Regions from separate parts of the Mus musculus genome. Here region 2 is linked to region 1. Evidence: chromatin loops called from intact Hi-C (ENCODE). Cell type or tissue: left cerebral cortex. All regions are shown on one strand. Each heading gives the region's core, and the rest is flanking DNA. Links, peaks and the distances in the headings are about the cores only.

Region 1 (9,958 bases), core at 1,139-9,138:
TAGGAATGAATCTCAATGTCCTTTCTGTCACTTCTGCCCATAACATAACAGCCTGCATCCTGGGAGTAAATAGTGACACAAACTACTCTCCATCTTTCGTTTGCTGTGATGATATTCAAAGCCAACATCAGCATCTCCTTGGCATAGACTTTAGGTTTTACTTTCATGAGGCAGTCCTATGAATTCCTCTTGGTTAAACTTAAGGACAGAAAGACAAAGGGAGGAAGCTTCTGGTTTAGCTTTCTGTCTCTGAGTCATAAGATGTCGGAGAAAAATCAACTTAAAAGGAAAAAGGTGCTTCATTGTGTGTGTACCGATGGTTCAGCCTGTGATTACTCTGCTGTGCAGGACCTGTGATGATATCGGGGGTATCAGGGTGAGAGCACGTGGTGGAAGAGTGTTACTTCATATGCAGTTGGACAGCAAAGCAAGAAACAGCAAGTGACAAGGTCTTAGTATATCCACTAAACCAGTGCTTCTGAACCTTTCTAATGCTCTGATCCTTCAATACGGTTCCTCATGGTGTGGTGACCCCCAACCATAAAATTATTTTTGTTGCTACTTCATAACTGTAATGTTGCTACTATTATTGGTCATAATGAAAATAACTTTGGAGATAGACATTTGCCAAAGGGGTTGAAACTCACAGGTTGAGAAGCACTGCCCTTACAGGCATGCCCCAATAATCCAACTTTTCCCCTATCCACAACTGTTAGCTGAGGATGCTGGAGATAAAGAAGTTATGCCACGCTTTTTATTTTTCTCAAAATATGTTACATTGGGGAACAGCACCGCGTTTGAGATTCCGAACATCTGGGTCCGTCAGTTATCACTTTTGTAGCTCACTAGCTAAGAACACATCATTTAACAGCTTTTACAAGATGAAGATAACACCTGCCTTGCCTATTTGTTAGGATGTAAGCTTGGATTTGTGTTACTACCTTTAACAATCCAATAAAGGAGCGAATTGATTGTAACTTAAATCTGTTGCTTTGGGATGGCGTCAGAATCTTAATGTACTTTGTTTCTGCTCATGCCTAAAGGTTTTTTTTTTTTTTTCTCCAGATAAAGACAACACTAACTTGTTAATTTTGCCTTAAACAAAATTGAGATAGGCTCCTGTCCTTTGCAACAGAAGGCAGCCCAAGTTACTCGTTGTTTGCTTCAGAATTCAGACCCTTGCCCGTTAGAGGTGTGGGCTGATTCAGATGCACACTCTCTTGCAGAGCGTCCTCTGTGTTCCCATCCAGGGTCTCATCAGAGCGTAAACATGGTGGTGTGGTGGACCGGGATCCTTTGCTGCTCACTAAGGAAGGTGACGGCAGCACTCTAGTCATGATCTTTATGTAGTTGTCACAACAAATCTCAGCGCAGAGAAAAGGCTGGTCTTCTGACCCCTATGGGAACCACTGTGTGATCTTAGCATTAGTAGAAAGAGCTATTCCCCGGATTGTTATGATTCAAGACTATTGTCTGACGATACAATGCATTGTAAAACTTAAGGGTTCCGATTGGCCTTGGGGAGGAGAAAAGAAGTCCCAGGGCTGTGAAATCAGACTTTCTTGTAGTAAATTAGCACTCAACAATCTTGTTCATTGTCAGTGGAGAAGGAGCCATCCCCCTAGTGATGGATCAGTTACGACACTAAATCCCTTTGCTACCCTGGTTCCTCTTGCAATGGCCATTAATGATTGACACCGGTGGTGATCTGAGTTATACATTACTCGGTAATTAAAGTTTTCCTTTGCCCTGAATTCTGTGACTTAACACATATTAGTCAGCTTTTCCTCGTCTCCATTGTTTGAGTCCTGAAAGGACAATAAAAGCAGTCTGAGTATTTGGAAGAGCCTAGATTCAACATTGAGTAACTTGGCATTACCTTTGTGTTAGTTAGGTACCTGGCAAAAAGTAACCAGCACACAGGTATCTAGTGAACAATAGTGTTTGTCCTGAGCTTATCGATAGAAAGTCTTTAAGCAGTCATATACGTCAATCACATACTCCATCAACCTAATCTTAACATATTTGTGCTTTCTGCACAGCTTCATCTTTTCTATTAACATTGAAACAACAACGTATAAACATTTACTAAGAAAATATAATCCACAAAACCCAGCTTCTGTAGCATTAAATGAACACCGTGCATGTATTCCCACATGACTGGTTTTCTAATGCCTTACTTAGGTTTACGGCTCATGTAAATACCAAGCATCTCCAATCCTTGATAGCGTTATGCTTTATCCTCTTGGTGTCTCAAATTATGTTCCCATTGACAGGGATGAAGCATGCTCATCAGACACAAGCTATTTGGCCAAATCTGCTCTTATGCATAGGAGAAGCGGTAAAGTGCATCTCTGGAATGCTATAGAGCAGGATGCAGAACTTCACTTTGAACCTGGGCAAGTTCCTTCAACCCTGTGAGCATCAATTTCTTCATTCGGAAACCATGCATTAACTGTACCCCTTTGTAATACATGTAAGCAGATTAGTGGAGTGCTCACTGCAGCCTATGTGCCTACTATGCTATGACTTAGTGATGGAGAAGACAGAACTCACATGGCTTTGCCAAAATAGATTACTCATACTTAAATCTATGTTAAATCAGTTTTTTTTTTCAATTGCTGATCAATTATGTACATGCTCACCTGCCTTCATTGGGAACCTGCCTCCATTGGCAACAGTCGACCATGTCAGGAGACGTTTTGGGTTCTAATTTGCAGGAATGGAGCAAGGATGCTGCTATTGGAACCAATGGGAAGAGAGGGGAGCCTTTATCTATGAACATCCTGCAGTGCTCAAGAAAGATCTGCCTCCCCACCCCAGCTTTCATTGAGGAGGTTCCTGGTTCAAAACGCTGATAGAGCTGAGAAATTGAAGAAATCCAAAGGTATCCTTGTACAGAGAAATAACAAACCAATCCTCACTGAGAAACCAGTTTGTCAAGTACCTGTGGCTCTTCAATCCCAGGTACAACACCATCACCTTCCAGGGCGGAGCGGTGCACAGTTCACATTGCATGGGTGCACGTATTAGTTTACTTCATTCTCAAGATTCCTTAAGAGAAGGTCAGATTGGCATAACCTTCCCCACCTGCCCCCCCCCCCCCACCTTTTTTTGCAGAGGAGAAGGAGGAGTTAGGCTGAGAGGTTGACTTTCTCCCAGAAACACAGATTGTAATTAAACCCAGATGTTCCCCGCGTACAGCGCTTCTGCCACTCTCGTGTGCCCCGTGGTGCGTGTCTGTGTGTGTGTGTGGGATGCAGGAGGCATTTTAAACATGGCTCCTCCCTGCAAACTCATACCCAGCAGCGAGAGATCCCACCCGTGGCCAGTTATGTATACCTATCAGACTGTGATACACTTGCGATGATCCCTCCGCTCTCCGATGCTGTAGAATGTGACTTTGCAGCTGAACTGAAATCTGAGGATCTCTGTCTCCTGAACCTTCTGCAACATAAATGTAGTAACCAGTCTGCAAAACAAGGGTGCTACCCCTTCTTTACACTCTGTACTTTCGGAGCATATGCCATCATGTTCCTTCTCCCACTCCGGTCCTCCTACATAGCCCAGATGGTGCCAGGCCTGCTCCTTCAAACTTCTGCTTCCCTCTATTTCCATTTCACGCCCCTCCACTTCCGAGTGATTGAGCGCGAGGGGCTGAGGTTTAGGGATAGGATGTTTGACTTGGAGTCCAGATGTAAAAATATACCAAAAGGCAACCGGGTTTTGGCATGTGAACTCTGTTCCCCTCAGATCAGTGGCTATCGGCATATCAGCATCTGCAGTTGGTTCGTGGAGTTCTGAGAAGCATTGACTTTTAATTCAGATCTTATGAAAGTCGCAGGAATGTATTTTAGGGGAAAAAAAATAGACAGGAAATGCCTAGTCACTGCAAAGCTGCCTGCGATCCCTAAAGAACAATGTACTTCTCTGCTTGCGCATGCTGGGTTTATGCTGTCAAATTACTGTGATATTATTTTGATAAATGAGTAAACCTGATTCAAGCTGATGCTCAGTCACAAAGAAGTTTTTTAATACTTAAACTATTAAAAAAAAAAGCCAGAACACCAGGTAACCATCTTTTCCATAGAGGAAATAAACAGATTTATGATTTAGTGAATGTGGTGGTGCACGCCTTTAATCCCAGCACCGGGGAGGCAGAGGCAGGCGAATTTCTGAGTTTGAGGCCAGCCTGGTCTACAGAGTAAGTTCCAGGACAGCCAGGGCTATACAGAGAAACCCTGTCTCAAAAAAAAAAAAACAACAAAAAACAAACAAACAAACAAAAAACAAAAAAAAAAACAAAAGAAAAAGAAAAAGAAAAAAATATTATCAAAAAAAACTTTTAGAAAACTCTATAAGCTTTCTGATGTCATTAAATTTGCACTGCCATTTTTTACAAATACATGTAATCAGTAGCACAATTATTATTAAATGTTATACAAATATGTATATTTATAATCTATAATTTATCTATCATGTATTATTTACCATCTATCTATCTATCTATCTATCTATCTATCTATCTATCTATCTATCATAATCTATCTATAGATAGATATAGATTTCTTCCTATATCTATAACTATTTATCTATAGATGGATGATAATCTATCTATCATCTATCATGTATCTATCATCTATCTATTTTCCAGCATCTATACATGGATGATCATTTATCTATACATGGATGATCATCTATCTACCTGTCTGTCCTCTATCTATCTATCTATCTATCTATCTATCTATCATCTATCTGTCTGTCTGTCTGTCTATCTATCTATCTATCTATCTATCATCTGTCTATCTATCTATCTATCTATCTATCTATCTATCTATCTTCATCATCATTGTCATCATCATCATCATAATCACCTATCTATAGATAGGTATAGATACATTCCTATATCTATATCTCTCTATAGGTGGATGATTATCTATCATCCATCATCCATCTATCTATCTATCTATCTATCTATCTATCTATCTATCTATCATCTATCTATCTATCTTCATCATCTATCATGTTTCTTATCAGCTAGTAGCACAAAATTCTCTGAGTCTTTCCTTTGTTCCCATGTTTATTTCATGTGGAGCTATCCCTTACAGAAAACCATTGGGAGTTCAATGGTGCTTCACAGAGGAACAACTTGGAAAGATATAGACCCATGCTGGCTTTCTTCCTGGCTAAGGACATGGAGGGAAGTGGAGTGTAAAACAGAATCTTTCTTGATTTATTTTTACTTGTGTTGCTTTGGAAGATACTCAAAACTTATGTCCTCCATAAAAGACAGAACTGAAAGCAGTACAGGATGCAGCTTAGGCAGAAACTACTAACAGGAACTATCATTTTCCTGAGTCCATCCCCAGCCCCTGGAGTGGGCTGTGAAACCCAACTCAAAGCACATCTTATAATGACATCTTTGTGTTACCAATGCAGGAAGGATGCACAGGCTACTTCTGGCCTGTCCATCTTTTCTTACATCTTTCCCCTGTTCAAATCACTATCATGCCTTCCCAGTGTTTCCATGGGACCTGAATCCTTGACATGTTCTGTGGCGCCCTCCTAGTTTTCTGTCTTACTCTCCTTTCTCAGTAGACGCAGGCAACTGTGTGCAGGCAAGTGCCAGCAGCTGCCCCATCAAATCTCTGTGCAATGACTAGTCTCTCTAGGGGACAGGTCTTGGCGCAAGTTGTTGCTTTTAAGACTTGAATGTCATCATGGAAGGTGGGCCTACCACCTTAAAGGCTGAAGAGAACAATTTGGCATCCTCATATGTCAGTCTGAGAAACCCAAGCTCACTAAAACTCCCTTAAACATTACAACCTAATTTTTTAAAAATAAATTGTGTTGGAAGACCTTAATTTTTATGGATGTAAAGGAAGCCACTTTCTAGCATTTAATATTTGAATTGAAGTAATGGTGCACCAGTATAAAGAAATAAAATAATTTTCTTTTATGACTTCCTTGTGGCTTCGAGTTCATTGACTAAATAAATGTTTATCAAGAACTTACCAAGGTCCAACATTATAGTTAGTTTTGATTCATTTTTTCTTGGAGTGTGAGATCCTATGATAGGCTCCTGGGAAATAGAAAATTGTAAATTATGTGTTAAGAAAGTCAGGGACAAGATGTCAAATTAAAGACAAGCAAGGAGAGTTCTCACTTTGAATAAACTGGAGGCAAATGATATTTAATAGGCTGAAGATAAGTCAAAGGGTAAACAGCCATTCAAAGGAGGAAAGGTGAGCCTTCCAGGAAGAGACAATTCCAAGAGGAGTGTGAAATACAATTGCAGAGCCTAGAGATACAGGGAACTGGGGGGTGGGGGGAAGACATGGGAGAGAAATGCAAGGGCAAATATAGGACTCGCTGGAGCCATAAGTCCTGCTAAAATATTTAGATCTTGTTCCTATTTTATAAGAGGATTCCAGGGATTATTTTTACAAGAATTATCTGACATAACAATACATACCCCCCTCATGTGTCTTTGGTTCTTAAATCTTAAAAATAAAAATACTTACACTGCATTGAGAATGCTTAGAATGAAGTTTTTCTGAGGAACGTATATAAAAATGCTCATGAATTTCAAGTGAGCCATTTTATCTTTTGGTTCATTGGAGGAAATGAAAGGAGAAAGAAGCACTTGAATGGGTCTTCCAGGAAAACAACAAAAAAAGTAACATTTTAAATCTTCCAGGTTTCGAGAGTTGCTGAGAATTTCAAAGTGGGATTTTTGACTTCCAGAAAAAAAGTGTTTCTAAGCAGGGTTTTGGTTAAGCAACCTGAGAACTGCATCTCATTTGAGCCAGCCATCAGCTTTAGCCTTCAGCATATGCCATGGTCGATGTAGAAAACAATTTAGGGGAGCCATATCATAAGTCACGGAGGCTAGATCCTTCCCCAGCCAGCCTCCCAGATAAGGCTTCTTTCTTGTGGTTGCAAGAGGATGCTGGCTCCCAATATGCAGCAGGTACAATGTGAGTTTTGATAGAGGGAGGATTCTAAACACAAGTGGTCGAGGGAAGGTTCCAAATAATTTGAGAAATATCTGTAAAAGTGTTATTTCCTCACATGTAACTCCACTTTTAAGACATCCACTGCCCATTATTTTAGCTGAGTTAACATATAAGAGCACGCCTTTAATCCCAGCACTCGGGAGGCAGAGGCAGGCGGATTTCTGAGTTCGAGGCCAGCCTGGTCTACAAAGTGAGCTCCAGGACAGCCAGGGCTATACAGAGAAACCCTGTCTCGAAAAAACAAAAGAACAAAAACAAAAAACAAACAAACAAACAAACAAAAAACCAAAACCAAAAAACATATAAGAGCAATAATTCTAGTATGAAATAGTAAACGTGATACAAGACAGAAGGTGGGTTAAAAAGTAATAACTGGCTTTGACAAATTAAAAACTTATTTACCTAAGTCCAGAGTATATTGAATATAGAGAAGAAAGGCAAAGACTCCAAGCTGTCACTGAGATGAGTAAAGATTATATACTATTGTGTTTAAGGCTGTATTAGTTAAATCTATAACCAGGACATGAAATCAAATGAAAAACAAAACAAAACAAAACAAAACAAAAAACCCCAAAAAACCAGTGGATCTGATATTCTTCTATACTTTCTCTTAGAATTATTTCCTTCTTTCCTTCTTTTTTTCCTTCCTTCCCTCCTTCCTTCCTTCCTTCCTTCCTTCCTTCCTTCCTTCCTTCCCTCCCCCTCCCTCCCTCCCTCCCTCCCTAACTCCCTCCCTTCCCCCTCTCTTTCTTTCTTCTTCCAAAAACTGGATCTATTTTGTCCGAATACAACTTCTTCTCCCAGTAAGATGCCCCTCTTAACAGACTACTGAAATCATAATGAAGAATTAAGCTGGTGCATGTTTTCCTCGGTGCGAGTTATATAATATGCCTACTAGATCGCTACGAAGCCATACTTACCTAATTGTAATGAGGCCACCTCCTTGAAGAACACATGTTTGTGTCTCATATAACTAATTAATGAAGACTGGAATAATTGATGGTGAATGTAACTGAAGTATACCAGTAGACACTGAAGTTTACCGTCTCTCTGCCATTGGTCATACGAATACAAGATAATTTGATAAAACAGTAGCACTGTTTGTCCAATCCAAACAGTGCACATTCCATATGGCTAACACTTCAAAAGATTATCGCAGATAACTGAAACTGTAGGTCATTTAAGGTCATTCCTATAGTTTCAGATCCCAGAGGTCTATTCCCATGAGTAATAATGTGCTAATATGAGTATGAGCTCAGTTTATTCACTTGTCAGTGGGGGAAGCTTTGCACTCCTTAAACAGGACAAGAAAGACCTGCACTGATTGCCGTTTGCGGGATGTGAAATCCAAGCCAATGGTAACGCTGCCTGCAGCTGTGCGGTGTAGCCGCACCAGTTGGCTAGCCAGGTCTGTGGGTGTCTCTGTGTGACGACAATTCTGAGTAAGCATATTCTTAATAAAATTGGCTAGAGGAGAGAAAGACAAAAATAAGGGAAAAAAAGTAATGATAAAACATGTTATGAGTTATGGGCCTGACTATAGAAAGTAATAAAGTTGAGTTAGCTGGGAAGCAAGAAGGGAAGGTGACTCCCCACCGCCACCACAAGACTTCATAAGAATGATATTACAGTTTATGTTTTGAAAGCAGTGAGAGATTTGAGACCGCTAGCTCCAACCCCTTGACCTTGGGTCAAGTGGTCTTGGATGAAAGTAGCTTTTCCTTCTATATTTAAAACCCTCCTTTCTTAGTTTAATCCTCTCCTCCCTTTTGACCTGCCTTACCCTCTTCTCCTCTCCTTACCTCTATCCTTCCTTCTCTCAAGTCTTCCTTTTCTTCTTTCTCTCTCTCCTCTTCCCTCCCTTTTCCTTCCTGTCTTCCCTCCTGCCCATCTGCCCCTTCTCCTCCCCATCCTACCCTATCCTTTGCTCCTCCCCTAACTCTCTTCCCTCCCTATTTCCCTCCTTTTCTCGTTTCACAGGGGCTCCCTATGTAGCCCAGGCTGTCCTCAAACTGCTAATCTAGTGCATGTTCTTCATTATAAACATATCTGATTCTCCTAACTTCACACAGAACAACTCTAACTTATAACTATGCAGTAAACCGAGGTTAACAGAACCTTTAGGTAAAGAGACCAACGTGCTGCTAGAAAACCTAAGTAGCTCTCAGATGGCTACACGTGAAGCTCTCTCTCATATTTAAAAGCACGACATTAACTCTGGTTTTCCTGAATTGCTCTTTTCTTTAGTGAAGCCTCATCGATTTAAGCAAATGCCATTTCCAAAGAGATCTTCCACGTTCTCTTTGTGACGTGCTGCTCTGTTACAAATCTCATTTGGAGCTACTCTGTGTTTTTCCATCTGAGGAAAATGGAGTGGCTGCAGGTGACATCAATCTTTATGGTCTTTTGTCTTCATCTTGATGAGGGGTGAGGGGAGAGGCTGGTGCGTTTCTGCAGCTGCCTTTTATTTCAGTACAAAGATAATGGCGAGTCTTTCTGAAGGGTCCGACTTCCACTTTTTTGAAAGTGGATCCGAAATGGGAGTCAAGGAGCATGAGTTATTCGCTAGATTGCAAAGGGCTGCAACAATAGCTTCCTTGTTGAAAAGGGTTAAGCTCACCTGCTCTGTGGCTGTGGCAAATGCTGCTAAATAAATAACTGTTCAACAGAAACACTTTAACCAACATTACAAAGAAATGCAGAAGCTTGAATAGCATGAAATTCTCACAGGGAAACAAGCCTGCAAAAATGAAGATTTTTTTTAAATTAAAAAATTCTATTTTTTTAACAGAAAAAAATTAGTGTGTGTGTGTGTGTGTGTGTGTGTGTGAAACAGAAGGTATTGTAAATTATTCTTCTTTGATGAAGTGAAAAATAAAGTTAAAAGAGTTTTGAAGACTAATTGTTTTATTTACTTCAAAAATCTGAGGTTTAAGTAA
Region 2 (9,958 bases), core at 752-8,751, 100 kb before region 1:
AAAAGTGATCTGTAAGTGTTTTGTTTTGCTTTTTTCAACCCTGAATTGGAAGAATTGGTAGTTTCATAGTCTTCTCCAAAGCACACCGGTAAGACAAGTACTGCATTATGTATGTTCCCTGTCGGGTAGCATTTGTTTTAAAATAATATAAAGGCTTGAAAAGAAAATACTTGAGTTTAAAAGCAAATTTTCCATGATAAAACTGCTGAAAATAATTTTTCCATTTATATCTTCCACCAGGGTAGACATTACCAACCTCTGAGCTGTGCCCTTGACATGTAAAACTGGCACTGGGTATTTCTCTCTCTCTGTTTATCACAGAGAATTGGTTGATGTGATACAATAAATAGCCCTTCCTGCTACTATTTCAAATCTACAATTAGAAAAACAAATTAATTAAATTTCATTTAGGTAATTTCCAGTATTTTCTCACCCCGAAGTATCTTTTAGAATAACGCAGACACATTTATGAACTCTTGGCTACTTCCCCGCTTTTCTCCAAGGAAGTCCCCATAGAAAATTGAATTATGCATTCTATTTTAATCAAGAATTTGACATTAAAGTATTAAGTGAATCATTGCATGCTGCACCAGCAAAACCCATAATAGACTAAACTAGAATCTGTTCACTTTGTGGGTTTGCTGTAATTCTAACTCATAAGATGCATGTTGTAGAGTATATGCTCACGAAAAATCACCGAAACTCCTTACTATAGAGCATGATTGCAGTGAAATTTTTATTGGTATCCAAAGATGTACCCACAAGTGAAAACATGCATGTCCCAGAACATAGTTGTGTGCACTTCATGTGAGTTGCATATATGATAAACTCGCTCTCAGATAGCCAGGGTAATTGTACTGTATATTTGATTTGTGTGTTTTTATGCTTCAGATACAAAATTAAAGCTGAAACCAGTATAGAAGCAGCTGAGCTTTAGGAAGTTCAATTCCCCCCTCCTGCAGGGCTTCATCCTAAAACCTCCCCAAATGACATACTTTTCGGTGTAAAACTGCTGAGTTGCTTAATTAGGGTTTCTTATTTTCCTCTGGTGCAAGAGATGAGACTGAAGCCTCATGGTGTCCAGCAAGTCCATGGGGTCCTGGGCTAGTGCTCACCCTTCAGCACTTTTCCTTAGAAAATATGGAGCTGCCTGAACTCAGAAATGCCCCTGTGTATTATATGAGCGCATCATCTTCATCTTGGACTTAATTTATCCCATGGATTAATTGATCTGGAGATATAGTAGTATACATTAAAAGCAACACAAGACAATTTTCTATTAAATAATAGGGTAGTTTTGTAAATGTGTTTTCAGATACAGAAGTGACTGTTTTTGATGTTATATTGAAGAGGCAATAACATATTTGGCAATTTTCATAGGTGCAGTCCTTTCCTTCCTTATAATGGTATAATTGTATTGACATCTCTCTGGTCAATTGATTAGTTCAAGCTGTGTAACTCATGCAGAAAGTCCTCAATGTAACTAAATGTGAAGAGAAACATTAGGCTCTTTATTCTCTTCAGGGTCCCAGTGTAGCATGATTTCATACTTCCATAATCCCAGCACTCAGGAGGCAAAGACCAGGAGGATAGAGAATTCCAGGTCAGTCTGTAATACATATGAAGACCCTGCCTTTAAAAGAACAGGGTGTGTGTGTGGGGGGGGTGGCTGGGGAGATAGCTCAGTGGACTGGGGTTCAATTCCCAGCACCCACCTGGCAGCTCACAACTAACTATAACTCCTCATACAGACATATAAGCAGGCAAAATACCAATGCACATAAAATAAAAATAGATTATTTTTAAAAGCATCATATGTGTTAAGCATTGGAGCAAGATGAATATGCCAAGAGTACTATGTTTTTAAAACAAGATGCATACCCAAAATAGACTTTTCTATGTGAATATGTCAGTCCTGATTATAAGACAAGAGGGCTAAGGAGTGGAGAGAGGGAGGAGGTGGAGGGATATCAAATGCTTCCTAAAGCATAGTATATATGTACTCAAATTTCCATTAGCCTGGGCATAGATAGACAGACAGACAGACAGACAGACAGATAAGTTAAATATTACTTAGCTGAAAACCCACACAAAAAAGTTACCTATTAGTAACAAATCAATTCCATTTGCTGGGTTAAATGGAGCAAATTACAAATAAGCCTGAAACAGAGTCTTCGAATCACATAACATTACATTTTTATATCTGAAAAACACAATGGGTGCTATTTGTCAGGAGTTGCTGACCGCCTACATACATTGTACCTTCTATGGAAAAGGCATTTTTTCCACTCCAAATACTGTATAATTTAGGCATATAGTATTGACCCCCCCATTCTAAAGCCCAACAAACAGACCATACCTAAATGATGAGGAAGGTTTCCCATGGGACATTTTGATTTCTCTTGCACCATAAAAGACACACATAATTTAATAGAAAAGACATATACAGTAAAAATTCTCAGATCGTACCTGAGAATTAATTTTACTACAATCATTTCCCTTGCTGTTATTATTCAGGCATGTGCTGATGGTCTCTGAGAGCCCCCACACCCCTTAATTAGAACTCACTGCTTTTCACATTACTAATGATGAACTGTGATACATCGTACGGTTATAAACCTTGGGTGAAAGAGTTACATAAAGTTTCAGTGCAGTTTTCATTTCTTGCTTTTCTGTTGTTTTCTTTGTTTTTGGAAAGGTTCTGGTTCCGAGGCTAGCCTGCAATTTATAGGTAGCCCAGGCTGACTTTGAAGTCCCACTTTTCTTTTCATCTTTCTCCTCAGTGTCAGGTGTTTACCACTGTCTCCTCATCTGGAAAACAGTATTTGGTGTATAGTGTATGCTCAAGCAATGTCCTTATTCAGAAATACTCATTCTTTACATCTTATCCCAGAGTAAACGTTACTACAAAAATGCACATTTGATTTGTTTAGTCAGACAGATAAAAATAGAACACAATGACTTGCTTGTGAGAAAGACACTATTTGTGATTCTCTTAAAAAGCACAGCACATTTAACTACAGGTCACCACTTCATTTCACTGATAGAGTCTAAGCCTTCTCCAGCAAAGAATACCTTAGATTTTCTAGATGAGATATGATTTTGGCTACCATTAGCCAAAAAAAGTGGACTACTAACAGTGGCTTTTATGAATACAGGTTATGTTAACTGTCTATGGAAAACACAAAGGGGGAAATACACAGGAAGAGCCATTTACCCTCCTGCCTTCATCCCACAGTTCATGGTCTCCATTGCTCTATCGGTGGCTCTCAGCCTTCCTATGACTGTGGTGAAGCCCAACCATAACATGATTTTGTTGCTGCTTTGCAACTGAAGTTTGCTGATTGTGAATCATAATGCAAGTGTCTGATAGGCAAGCGCTTTGATATGAGACCTCAAAAGGGTTATGACCCATATGTTGAGAACCTCTGCTTTAAGCCATGTTGAAGCACGACGTCCTAGTGGGAAGTCTATGCTAGAGCAAAGCTCTTTGCTTCCTGGTGGCTGGAGGAGAGGTAGCATAGGGTGGAAGGAAGACAAGAGAGAAGAAGGCAGGCCAGGAACCGAGATCCAGCCTTCAGAGATGCTCTGCTTCCCTGGTGCCTTTCTCCCTCTGGGTAGGCCTGACTTTATTATAGCCCAGTCATCTACAGACACATTAATGGATTTATTCACTGATGACTTGAGAGTGTTCACGATCTAGTCACCCTTGAGTACAGTTGTCGGACCAAGCCTTCAGCACAAGAGCCTTTGGAAATCCTGCACGTTGTAGCCCCACTTCAGAAGTTTAGAATAGGGCTGGCGAGATGGCTCAGCGGTAAAGAGCATTGACTATTCTTCTAGAGGTCCTGAGTTCAATTCCCAGCAACCACATGGTGGCTCACAACCATCTGAAATGGGGTCTGATGTCCCCTTCTGGTGTGTCTGAAGAGACACATATACATGAATTAAATAAAATAAATATTTTTTAAAGAAGAAGAAGAGGAAGAGGAAGAGGAAAAAGAAGAAGAAGAAGAAGAAGAAGAAGAAGAAGAAGAAGAAGAAGAAGAAGAAGAAGAAGAAGTAGTAGTAGTAGTTGTTGTTGTTGTTGTTGTTGTTGTTGAGAGGTAAATGGTGATATGTTGCAGCAGCTGAACATGGACATCCAGAATACAGGTCCATCTCTTTCTGCCCTACCATCATCTCTGATACCATCTCTATCACCAGGAAGATTCTGTTAGCTTATTTTCCATGTAATTTTTAAAATGGTTTTGATTCTGTTCTTGTTTTTGTCTCCTTTGTACATGTCCTTTCAAGAAGAGCCATAGTAAAGAATTACCTTGGTGAGCAATGCAGATTTCTGGGTCAGAATTTCTTATTGAATCTCTCTGGAGTAGACAGTCCCTTTAGGTGATTCTTGTGTGGAATGTTCTTTTCTTTGTGTGTGTGCATGTGTGCATGCATGTGTGCGTACGTGAGTATGTGTGCATGTGTGTGAGATTTCACATATACCTGAATGTGGATGCTAGAGGAGAATCTCTGTTGTCTGTCTTCAAAGGGCTATACACTTTGGTTTTTTGAGACAGGCTCTCTCACTGGCCTAGAGTATGCCCATGAGGCTAGATTGACTGACCATCAGACCCCAGGGATCAGTCAGTTCCTTCCCAGTGCTGGGATTGCAAATACATATGCCACCATGTTGAGGGTTTATTCATGTTCATCTTGCCTATTTCTAATAGTAAATCCTTGCTCTTTAGCATTGTTCTATCATGATGACAGTGTATGCCCACTCCATGACTTCAGTCCCTTGATGCCAAGTAAATGCTATTTTATTTACAAAGTATTTATTGAGCCTGACCTGAAGTCACTAAGGTAGGAAAACAAGAAATCTTCTATTTAAAAGGCATTAGTATTAAAGTGATAGTTCATCTAGTCATTTACACAAAGATACTTTTATTAAGCACTTACTATATGTTGGGCCTAGCAGAATTTCGTACCAAGTTAATACCAATTCACTAAGCTCAAATGAATGAACACAGCAATTGAAGTATAATTTCTCTGATGATGAATCCTAAGTTTAGGCACACAGCCTGATTTTATTCTTAACCTGTGTGGAAACCTCTTTCCGGATCTTTAACTTTTCTTCTTTCAGATAGAGATGTAGCAAGAAAGCAATCAACCAGTCATCAAAAAAAAAAAAAAAAAAAAAAAAAAAGGGTCACTGGAGGCCCCTTTGTTGATCAGTGGGCTTTGGTGTAACAGGCAGCAGGAGAAGAATGTTGATACCTGTGGGGAACTGGAGGAAGGTCGGATCTAGAATGTACAGGACAAGAAGGAAGAAGATAGGCTGTAGCTCAGGGGGAAGAAGATACAGGCACACAAATGCCAATTCTCACATACTGACTATTACCATCAGCCAGCAGGAAGTTAAACTACAACCTGAGATGGGTAGATTGGTGGAATTAAAAGATGTTTAAAAAATAAGTCATGTATAGATTTTCCAAGGCTGGTAAATTTTGAGTGATCTTACAACAATATGAGTTTTAGGACATTTTATCAGAACTAAGAATTGAGATCCCCCCCAACCCCCGCCCATTTGGCCTTAGCCCATGAGAGTCAAGGATGTGGTGCACAACTTCCTAGCAAGAATGGACATAGACCTGATAGTCAGATTGTGTGAGTCTTTTTCTGACTTCCAACAAAATATTGCAGACTGGATCATTAAAGCAACACAAATGTATTTTCTTGCTGTTCGAGAGCCTCTGGTGAGTTTCCCATGAGACCTCTCTACATGGGGCTTCTCAACATGGTGTGCTTTTTCGTCCCGTCGCACCACTATGGGTAAAGCGAGTGGAAAGAGAATCTCTCTCCTCCTTACAACCACATTGGCCCTAGGTTAGCTTAGCACTCACTGTTACAGGCTCACTCCACTTTAATTACTTGTGTAAAGGCCTCTTCTTCAGGCAGGCACAGTGAGTGCTAAGGATTTCAACACATGAATGTTAAGAGGCCCCAATTCTGTTCATAAGCAGATGGATTTTTTTTGGTAAGAAGTTTTTAGAGTTCACATATGAAGTCTCTTCGGATCTGCTGGATTAGATTTCCTCCTACATTATGTAACTCTGCTCCTCAAATGTTTGTGGGCGGTGCATATAAATGGTACTGAGAATGTAGGAACCAATACTGATATGGAACTGAGTAGAAAGACACAGGAAATTTGTAAGTCTGGGGATGGAGAACTCAAAGGCAGAGGAACAGGCATGCCATAGACAGATGTTAGCCCAGGGAACGATTAAACCTGGAAACACGCCAGATGCAAACAATCACAGAAGTTTACTGATAACGTGGCAGGATATGATGGAAGCAGCAAAGTGGGTGTGTGTGTTCTGTCTGAATGCTGTGTCCCCATAAAATTCATATGTTCAAATTCTAATCCCTCAAACTGATCAAGTAGTGAGAATTCTAAAGAACTTTCATGAGTAGAACTAATTTACTTATAGAGTAGACTTATTCTGTTCTCTCTACCAACTCCGGACGCAGATGTCACTGTTTATGAACAAGAATTGACTTTCACCAGAAGCCAAGGTCCTCTTACCTTGATCATGGTCTTCCTGCAGAAATAAACCTCTGTTTTTTGTTTTTGTTTTTGTTTTTTTATAAAATATTGAATCTCTGGTGTTTTGTTAGCATTCTGCATGGGTTACATATAATACCATGTAAAGTTAGAACCCTGCCTCACAATGGTGGGCTGGTACTGGATCCTCCCAGTTCACTTACACCAGGTAAAAGCATTATCAGGGAAGCTTGATTTCTGCCCAGAATTGGGGAGAAAAAAAAGAGGCACCAATGAAGCAAGACATTAAGGATAACCAGCCGAAAAGTTTCACTAGGAAACCAGGTGACACCAAAGACAGGAGAGTCAAAGCAGCAACTCAAAATGGTAAAAAAGAAACAAGTAGCCCGATGGCTAACTTTGTATTGACAACAACATAGGTGGAGAGATAAAGGATGCTTTCTTGAGAGTTCACCAGGACATAACTCTCCTAGAATTCCATATTTGGGTGAAGTGCTGTTGGCTTCCTAAGAGAATCACTCATACGCAGACACTGGAGGTTTCTGCCTGTACTACTTAGATGTTTACATGGTCCGTACCTCACAGAATAAAGAGAAATAAAGAAGGATGCCAGACTGAACAGAGACGTGACAGAAGAGTTAACTAAAGGCCCTCAATGTGACTTGTCATAGATGCTAGTTCCTCTGATGGACAGCTTGCGGTATCCTTATCAGGAAATTGCAAGGAGCTGGGCCTGGAGGAACAAGAGGTTGTTAGAAAGCTTAGAGCTCATGATAAGAAGCAAGAGCCTTGCTGTGCCCTCCCCTAAACTCCTACATATACCTTTATGAGTGTCTGGATGCCTGCCACTCAGAAGGCATCCACAGTCAGCTAGAGGGGATTACAAATGGAGTCTTGCCAAGAAAAGAAACTTGGTGGTTTCTCCTCACTTGTGCTCCTTGACTTCAACACTCGAAGAGCTATGTCTTTGGAAAATGAGAGAGAGAGAGAGAGAGAGAGAGAGAGAGAGAGAGAGAGAGAGAGAGAGAGAGAGAGAAGAAGTGCAGAGACTGAGCCAGCTCTTCCCTAACATACCCAGAGAGTGATGGGAAGGGAAAACCTTTGGTTCCAGTGAGCTTACAGTTTCATTGTTGACAGGCACAGAAGGTAAAAGAGCCTGGTTCAGATGTTGATGAATAGGCATGGAAGATGGACCTGGCCTTGGATTAACTGTTCACATCATCCTCCAAGCAAAGATACTTCAGTTGTGCTTATGGCCATAACTGAGTAGGCACGCATGTTTAAAATGAGAAGACATGAGAAAAACTGGAAAAGATGTAGCAACTGCAAATCATAGTCTCATGAAAACAGCTCGGATAGCTATCTAAGGTGCACTGGCAAGGAATTTCCCCTTTGTTGGTTAGTTTACGTAGTAATAGATGGGGCTAAGCAAGCTGCTAGGGGAGAAAAGGTAACAGCTGTCTTCCCAGCTGTGAACAGTATGAACTAGCATACCAACCTACCAGAGGAAATATACTCACTGGTACTATACTGGCATAGCAGCTTTGGAGGTAACCAGTCACTCTCTGCTTGGACTGAGGTTCACTCTGCACGAGGTAATTCATGCCTGGTACTGGACATTCAGTCAGAATACTTCTATTGAAGAGGTCTTGGGCAACAGATGAGAGCTCTAATGTTTAGCTAAATTGACATGACTTTAAGCTACCTTCTCCATAATTTTTATACCCACAAATAGATGCTGATTTTTGGAATCTTATCTGTCACTATTATAAATAGAAAAACAATTACAATGCCTCTTCAAATTAACTTCTTTTTCTATCTGCAATGACTGTGTGCATATATACATATAACACACACACACACACACACACACACACACACACACACACACAATATTGTGCTGGAGAGGTTTATGTCAACTTGACACAACTAATATTTTTTAAATTGGTGACAAGAAGGGCCCAGCCATTGTGGACAGTAGATCTCTGGTGGTCCTAAGTTCTGGAACAAAGCAAGCTGAGCAAGCCATAAGAAGCAAGTAAGAACATCCATTCTTCAAAGGCCTCTGCATCAGCTCCTGCCTCTAGGTTCCTGCCCTGCTTGAGTGCCTGTTCTGACTTCCTTCAATGATGAACAGAAATATGGAAGTGTAAATTGAATAAACTCTTCCTCCTCAACTTGCTTTTGGACACAATGTTTCATCACCACAACAGAACAGCAGCATCAATGGAGTGGAGCTAGCCAGAGCCTAGAAGACAAAGTGTGTGCTGCAGAGGGCAGAGCTGGAGACATAACTCAAGGCCTTTGGAAGAGCCCAGAAGATCGTGAGTAAATCCCAGATATTAGACATTGAGTTATTTATACTTTTGGAGTTTGGTTTTATTTTAATTTGATTGTGACTATGCCCTGGTTCTTCCCTCTTGAACTAAGAAAGTATTCCATTTATTTTTTATTTTACAGGACCCTGACATTGAGACACTTTGAATTTTATAATACTGGAGTTTAAAAGAGATTGGCTATTTTAAAGAGACTGAACTTTTAATGTGTTTGAATTTGTAAAGACGGCGGATCTGTTAAAAAGTTATTTATATTTTTAATGTGGGATCTTGGGAAATGAATGAGAAAGGAAAGGTTGCGGGCTAATGGTGATGTGTTTGCTGTCAAGTTATTGCGGGGTCAGTCATGCTGGATCAGTTTTTGTCAACTTGACACAAGCTAAAGTCATCTCAGAGGAGGGAACCTTAATTAAGAAAAGGCCTCCATAAGATCAGGCTGTAGGCAAGTCTGTAGGGCATTTTCTTAATTAATGATTGATGGGGAGGACTCAATCCATCATGGTTAGTGCTGTCCCTAGGCTTGTGGTCCTGGGGTTTAGAAGAAAGCAGGCTGAACAAGGCATGAGGAGCCCAGAGGTAAACAGCACTCATGGCTTCTGCGTCACCTCCTACCTCTAGGTTCCTGCCCTGTTTGAGTTCTTATCCTGACTTCCTTTGATGATGGACTGTGATGTGGAGGTGTAAGCCAAATAAACCCTTTCCTCTCCAACTTTCTTTTGGTCATGTTTCATTGCAGCAATAGAAACCTGAATGAGGACATTTACATACATACATACATACATACATACATACATACATACATAATTTTTATATTTTCCAAACTGAGCATTTAACATTAGAGATTTAATAATAAAACAACCAAAAGCAGGTGCCTCATGCAAATAATCCCAACACGTGAGAAATGGAGGCAGGAGAACCAAAGTTCAAGACCATCCTTGGCTATACGGTGAGTTCAAGGGCAGGCTCAGAAGATAGATGCAGACAGTTACCTGCATGCATTTCTATATGTCTCTAAGTCTAAGAATCTAGACCCATCAAGTTTGAGGGACAGACTTTTATAGTCACTTCC

The links. Peaks named below come from ENCODE experiments on the same cell type or tissue, not always from the same donor. Only the 100,000 strongest peaks of a DNase experiment are listed, where the experiment ranks them.
Region 2: it touches region 1 in a loop (9-fold over the local background); 3 of 42 quality-filtered maps call a loop at or near these places.

What each region holds. Positions count from the first base shown.
Region 1 is chr10:98,800,618-98,810,575 of GRCm38, reverse strand. It overlaps Gm40750 (a long non-coding RNA gene), which reads right to left and starts at 3,439. Exons shown (of 3, transcript XR_871989.2): 1 at 3,343-3,439; 2 at 2,646-2,739; 3 at 1,111-1,808. In left cerebral cortex, for the core only: no CTCF peak of the experiment used is centred there; DNase peaks (open chromatin) are centred at 2,583, 3,558, 5,368 and 8,419; H3K4me3 peaks cover 204 bases; H3K27ac peaks cover 2,177 bases.
Region 2 is chr10:98,903,461-98,913,418 of GRCm38, reverse strand. No RefSeq gene overlaps it. Among named protein-coding and RNA genes, the nearest start is that of Atp2b1, 6.7 kb to the left of the region's middle. In left cerebral cortex, for the core only: no CTCF peak of the experiment used is centred there; a DNase peak (open chromatin) is centred at 6,114; H3K27ac peaks cover 1,622 bases.